Linked DNA regions of Homo sapiens: region 2 is linked to region 1. A link is an interaction called in ENCODE POLR2A ChIA-PET data of the cell type or tissue named here. Cell type or tissue: Caco-2. All regions are shown on one strand. Each heading gives the region's core, and the rest is flanking DNA. Links, peaks and the distances in the headings are about the cores only.

Evidence for each region. ChIA-PET counts read pairs that join two places held together with the same protein. Peaks named below come from ENCODE experiments on the same cell type or tissue, not always from the same donor. Only the 100,000 strongest peaks of a DNase experiment are listed, where the experiment ranks them.
Region 2: POLR2A ChIA-PET joins it to region 1 with 10 read pairs; 2 of 35 experiments call an interaction of 5 or more read pairs at or near these places.

Annotation. Positions count from the first base shown.
Region 1 is chr19:34,480,075-34,482,981 of GRCh38, reverse strand. WTIP (WT1 interacting protein) reads right to left here and starts at 1,224. Exons shown (of 8, transcript NM_001080436.2): 1 at 341-1,224. The coding sequence starts at 1,007. RefSeq lists enhancers at 186-840, 841-1,496, 1,497-2,151. In Caco-2, for the core only: no CTCF peak of the experiment used is centred there; DNase peaks (open chromatin) are centred at 1,331 and 1,884; H3K4me3 peaks cover 1,708 bases.
Region 2 is chr19:34,537,376-34,540,282 of GRCh38, reverse strand. No RefSeq gene overlaps it. Among named protein-coding and RNA genes, the nearest start is that of WTIP, 57 kb to the right of the region's middle. In Caco-2, for the core only: no CTCF peak of the experiment used is centred there; no DNase peak of the experiment used is centred there.

The DNA.
Region 1 (2,907 bases), core at 318-2,817:
AAGAAGAAAAAATTATCAGAAAATGGCTCAGTGTGCCCATGAACCTGACTTGCCTGTTAAGTTAGGAACCGCACATCAACTCACTCGGCCAGAACCCCTCGTGTGTCGGGGGACCCAGAGGCAGGGGTGAAGCCGCTGCTGGGGATCCAGGCGCACTCACTCACCCTTTGCGCTCCCCAGTCCCCAGGGGATGCACCTTCCTCGTCCCAACCCCGTGCACTGCTGCACCCCCAGCCAGCCCCGTGCTCTCCTCCGCTGATCCGGCCGCCTACCCGAGGCAGTCTCGGAACCCCGGACCCCAGCCATGCGCGCAGGGAACTGCCGGGCCGAGCGAGCTCACCGAAGTAGTCCCGCGCCGTGCGCGCCTCGAGCGCCCGCTCCAGCTCCCGGGTGAGCGCCTCCAGCCGCCGCTCGGCCGCGCTTGGGCCGCCCTCCCGGCCAGGGGGCAGCGGGAGTGCAGGCAGCGGGAAGGGAGCCGGCCCCGCAGGCTCCGGGGAGCGAGCGGGCGCGGGGCAGGCGCCGGGCGGGAGGAAGTCAGCGTAGGCGCCGGCCGAGCCCCGGGAGCCGAGGCTGGAAACGCTGGAGCGGGCGCTGCCCACCGAAGGCGGCCCGGGACCGGGACGCGGGTCCGAGCGACCGGAGCGCGGGCTGCCGTGGCGCTGGTCGTAGCCCAGGCTGATGCCGCTGGATCGGGCGCTGCCGCCACCGCCGCCGCCGTCGGACCCCGCCAGGCTGGCCCGTGGGCTGCCCGCAGGCTGCGCGCTGAGCTCCGGAACCGCCGCGCGCCGGGGACCCCGCTCCCCGCGGCTCAGTCCGTCCGCCCCGGCCTCGGGGCCGCCGCTGCCCTTCCCTCTGCGGCCCAGCGCGGGCGCCGCCTCGTCTCCAGGCCCAGGCCGCGGCCCCCGCCGCCCCCGACCGGGAGAGCCGCACCCGGGCTCCAGCTCCCGCAGGGCCAGCCCGGCCAGGAGTAGGGCCGCCTCGTCCGCGCCCGCCCTGGAGCGCTGCATGGCCCGGCCCGCCGGCCCTGGCGCGTCACCTCCGCCTCCGCTTCCCGCCGCCGCTCCGGCCGGGCCGCCGCATCGTCCGCCCGAAGCCCGGAGCCCGCCCCGGGACCCCTGGGCGCGGGGCGGGGCGGGGCCGGCGCCGGGCCGGGGTCGTTCCGGCGGCCACGCGCGGGCCGGGGGACGCGGCGCCCTGCTCGGCGGCGCGCGCGGCGGAGGAATGTAAGCTCCCAGGCGCCGGGCCGCGCCCCCTCCTCGCCGCGGCCTCGCGCGGGGCGGAGGGACTCCTTTGCGGGGGCAGGAATGCGAGGAAGGAGACGGCGCTGCGGCCTCTGGAATGTGGGGGGAGTGGCGGCGGCCGCGCTGCGCCGGGACCTCGGAGGGGCGTGGAGGCCGGGCCAGGACGCAGGGGCGGGCGGCGGAGGCACCGCGGGGAGAGCCCAGGGTCTGCGGGGCGCCCGGGCCGTCGGGCCGCTGGGAAGAGCTCGGATTTCCGCAGGCTGAGCTGGAGGCAGCTGGCGCCATCCGGGCCGGAGAGATCCAAGCAGTCGACAGCTTTCCCCACATCCCGCCCCATCTCCCTTCCCTGCGCCGCCTTGCTCTCCGGCGCTGCAGGGCCGACCCAGCTCAGCTTGGAACCCACGGCGCTTCGCCCGTCCCGCGCCCAGGAATACTGTGCGCCTAGCGCAGATGCGTCCCCACGACCCCCTGCCTGGCCCGGGGCCATGTGGCCGCGCACCGGCCTCTGAAGCCCCCATCTGACTGCTGGGGAAGGCGCCCAGAACTAGGAGCGGGTTGGTTGGGGACTGGTCCTCGCGCTGGGTCGCTTCGCCCAGGCCCCCAAGGCCAGGCTAGAAGCAGGCCTCAGGCTCAGAGCCGGTGGGCGGCGAGCCTCCCCTGTGGCCATCACAGGCAGTCCCCGTGAAATATGGGGACTCCTCCCTTTTCCAGCACCTGCATCCAGGGTGGTGGGTGAGGCTTCGAGGGGAGGTCCTGGAACCAGCGGGGCCATAGGGGCCACATAGGTGGGGAATCGAGAGGTGACTAGGGCTTCGTGCCCAAGGACACAACTAAAATCCCTTGTACAAGTCACACGGCTATAGGGAAGAAAACCAAACCGTTATCTGTCAGGGCCTGATGGATCCAAGAAAAGTGTTGCGTGAGAGAGTACTGTTTTCCAGGCCCTCTCTGCTCAGAGATTTTCGGGAAGGCGCCTACAGTGGCTCAGCGCGCAGGGAGCCCGCACGGGAACTGTCCCGGCCAGACCGCCCAGGGCAGTGTGGCCTCAACACCACTGAGCACCCGCTGGGGCCGCTAACCCCAGCACCTTCCCATAGCCTGCGGAGTTCCAGCCCCTGCCCCACCAGGGTAGGGGAAGTGGAAGCAAGCATTTCGTGTGCGCGGAGGGTGGGGGAGTTGCGCTGTTTTGTTTTTTTCAGACAAGGTGTCGCTCTGTCCCCCAGGCTGGAGTACAGTGGTGTGATCACAGCTCACAGTGATCACACACACCCCAGAGTCTCAACCTCCTGGGCTCAAGCAATCCTCCCACCTCGGACTCCTGAGTACGTAGGAGTACAGGCGCACACCACCACACAAAACGCTGAGATTACAGGCATGAGACTCCGTGCGGGGTCTAGAAGCCAGCATTTGGGAGAGCAAATACCCAGGGAAGCCAGGACATGAAAAATGGTCTACCTTTCAAATGAGAAAGGAAAAGCCAGTTCAGTCATATCACATTTCATGGACTGCATTATCTACTATTTAAAAATTACAATATTGGCAGGACTGTGGTGAAACAGTTGCACATATGCTACTGGTATGAGTGCAAATTGGGATATCCTTTTGGGAAGAGCAGTTTGGCGGTGTCAACATCCGCACAAACGAACACGAAACTTAGAAGCAGTAA
Region 2 (2,907 bases), core at 103-2,602, 58 kb before region 1:
AGAAAGGTAATGCAGATCAATTTGATTTGGAGTGTATGGACACTGATGTAAGTGAAGGGCTGTGATATGGATTATGCTTCAGATTTTGTTCACTATGGCAGGTGAGAATCATAAGATATGTTATTTTTAAAAGGAACATTATGTTATACATACAATAATTCTGGTGTGGAATGAGTGATAAGGTTTCTGACTTTCAACAAAACATATCTCCTCTGATACATGTACTACCTTAACTGAAAGCTAAAAGCATAGAGGCATATTCCAATAGCACTTTGGAATAGAGACAGTAGGTTTGGAATGGGGTGGTAAATTTTTACTATTCTGCAGGGATTTTATCTTTCATTTGATTTAATTTTAATCCTGAAATTTATATTGAAATTCTATGAAACATTGAGGGATCTTAGACTTATAAGTAAGGAAGGGCCAGGTGCAATGGAACATATCTGTAATCCCAGAAATTTGGGAGGCTGGGGCAGGAGGATTGTTTGAAGCCAGGAGTTCAAGACCAGCCTGGGCAACATAGCAAGACTCGATCTCTAAAAATATATATTTTTTAATTACCCAGGTGTAGGCATATGCCTGCAGTCCTAGCTATTCAGGAGGCTGAGTGGGGAGGGATTGCTTGAGTACAGGAGTTTAAGGTCACAGTGAGGCATCATCACACCACTGCTTTCCAGCCTGGCAGCAGGACACCACTCTGACTCCAAAGTAAATATAACTAAGGAAGCATGACGTGGTATCAAACTGCTGTAATTATGGATAGTCTGGCTACCACATATATACTTATGGGATAATGACAGTAGCTTTCTTTTCTCTCATTCTCTGTCCTTCTTCAGCTCTCCCAAGGAACTGGTACCACAAAGATGAAGTAGTCCTATAATGCCCAGATTTTTTTTGTTTCCACTACACATAGTTTTATGCCACCATGTCACTTTGTTATGACAGGATTCATCCAAAGACCTGTGCTTTGTCATTTAAAAAGCATGAGCATACACATAATAATGCTTTACATTTCTGGAATTAAAGTGCCTTCACAATAACAGAATTAGGAAAAAGAAGGCCATCTTTTTTTTTTTTTTTTTTTTTTTGAGATGGAGTTTCACTCTTGTTGCCCAAGCTGGAGTGAAATGGTGCAATCTCAGCTCACTGCAACCTCCACCTCTCGGGTTCAAGCAATTCTCCTACCTCAGCCTCCTGAGTAACTGGGATTACAGGCATGTGCCACCACACCCAGCTAATTTTTTGTATTTTTAGTAGAGACAGGGTTTCACCATGTTGGCCAGGCTAATCTTGATCTCCTGACCTCAAGTGATCTGCCCGCCTCGGCCTCCCAAAGTGCTGGGATTACAGGCATGAGCCACCACACCCAGCCAGAAGGCCATATTTTTAAATTAAGATATGAAGCTTTTAAGAGCAATAAGAGACCATGACTTTGTTATGATAGAAGGTTGGGCTGATGTCATAATGATGTTACGATGTCACTGACATCATATTATTTCCTCAGTCATACCTATTAACCATTTCTTAAGCATCCACTGTGGACCTAATAGATAAACAATGCATACCCTTTAATAGCTCCAAGGTGTGTGTGTGAAGAGCATTAAGCTTTGGAGTCATGTTACCTGGGTTTAAATCCAAGTTGCATGTATACTGGCTTTGTGTGACCTTGGACAAACTACTTCACTATGTCATGCCTCAGTTTCTCCATCTATAAAATGGTAATAAAGCTATCTCACAGCATTATTATGAAAATTAGATGAGTTAATTGATGCAAAGTGTTTACAACAATGCCTGGCCTCTTAATAGCATTCAATAAGTATTAGCTATTGATTTCATCATCATTGTCTTCTCATGGTTGCTTCATCATTCTGGTCTCAGATGTCACATCTAATCACTTGTCGCTCTTATGTATTTACTGTTTCACATTTTTGAGGGAGCTCTTACAAAATGCACCCATTTCCTTACAACAAATCCTTTAGTATCTGAGCCATTTTGAGGGAATGTTTCTCGCCCAAAATAACCTGAGGGGAAACAAAGAGACCAGATAGGAGATGAGATGAGAATTCAGCAGGTCTGTGAGAAGGAAGGACGGTGCCCTACAGAGCTGGAAAAAAGGCCAACTGAAGGAGGCTGTCAGGCTTCACATAGAGGAAAGGGGAGGCTTTACCCATGGAGACCAGAGGACTACAGGTCTTCAGCATCATCTCTGAGTACAGAGTCCCATGGACTGGGTGCCACTGCCCTCACTCTTCCTGAGTAGAGGTTACAGCCTGTCATTGAAGATCACCGATGCCTGGAAAGTCAAAGTTTCCTTGTTAGCCTTGGGCCAGTCAAATGTGATTAGAGCTCAGTTGTTGGTAAACATCTAGAAAGAATCAAGGCACATATCACTGAGCACTTCCTGGACGCTTAATTCTTTGCTGTTGAGGGGGAGTCAGTCTTTAAACAAATTGCAATTGTGTTAGAGGAAAAAAGCTGTATATGCAGAAGTAATTGATGCAAGATACAAGACAATGACAAGGCCATATGGTTCTGTGTTCTGACTGTGGATTGGTGCTTCTGATCTTGTGGGCTTGTGGGCTTGTAGGCTAGTCATCATTGTTTCAACCCCCACTGGATGAAGTGACTTTCAGGAGATTTTAAAGACTTGCACCTATTTTTTTTAATTCAAAAACAACTACATATACAGAAGAATTCAGAAAGCCGCCTCACATGCTCATGGAAAGATACAAGCACTGAAAAAACCTTCTTCAGCTTTTATTTTAGGCTGATCTCTGGTGCACAGTTATCTCATAATAATACAAACAAAGGCAAAAGTGCAGCAAATCCAGGGGAAGGGGGGAAATATGATTTCCAGAGATATCATATTGTAAGATTCAAATGTCCAGTATTCAACAACAACAAAAA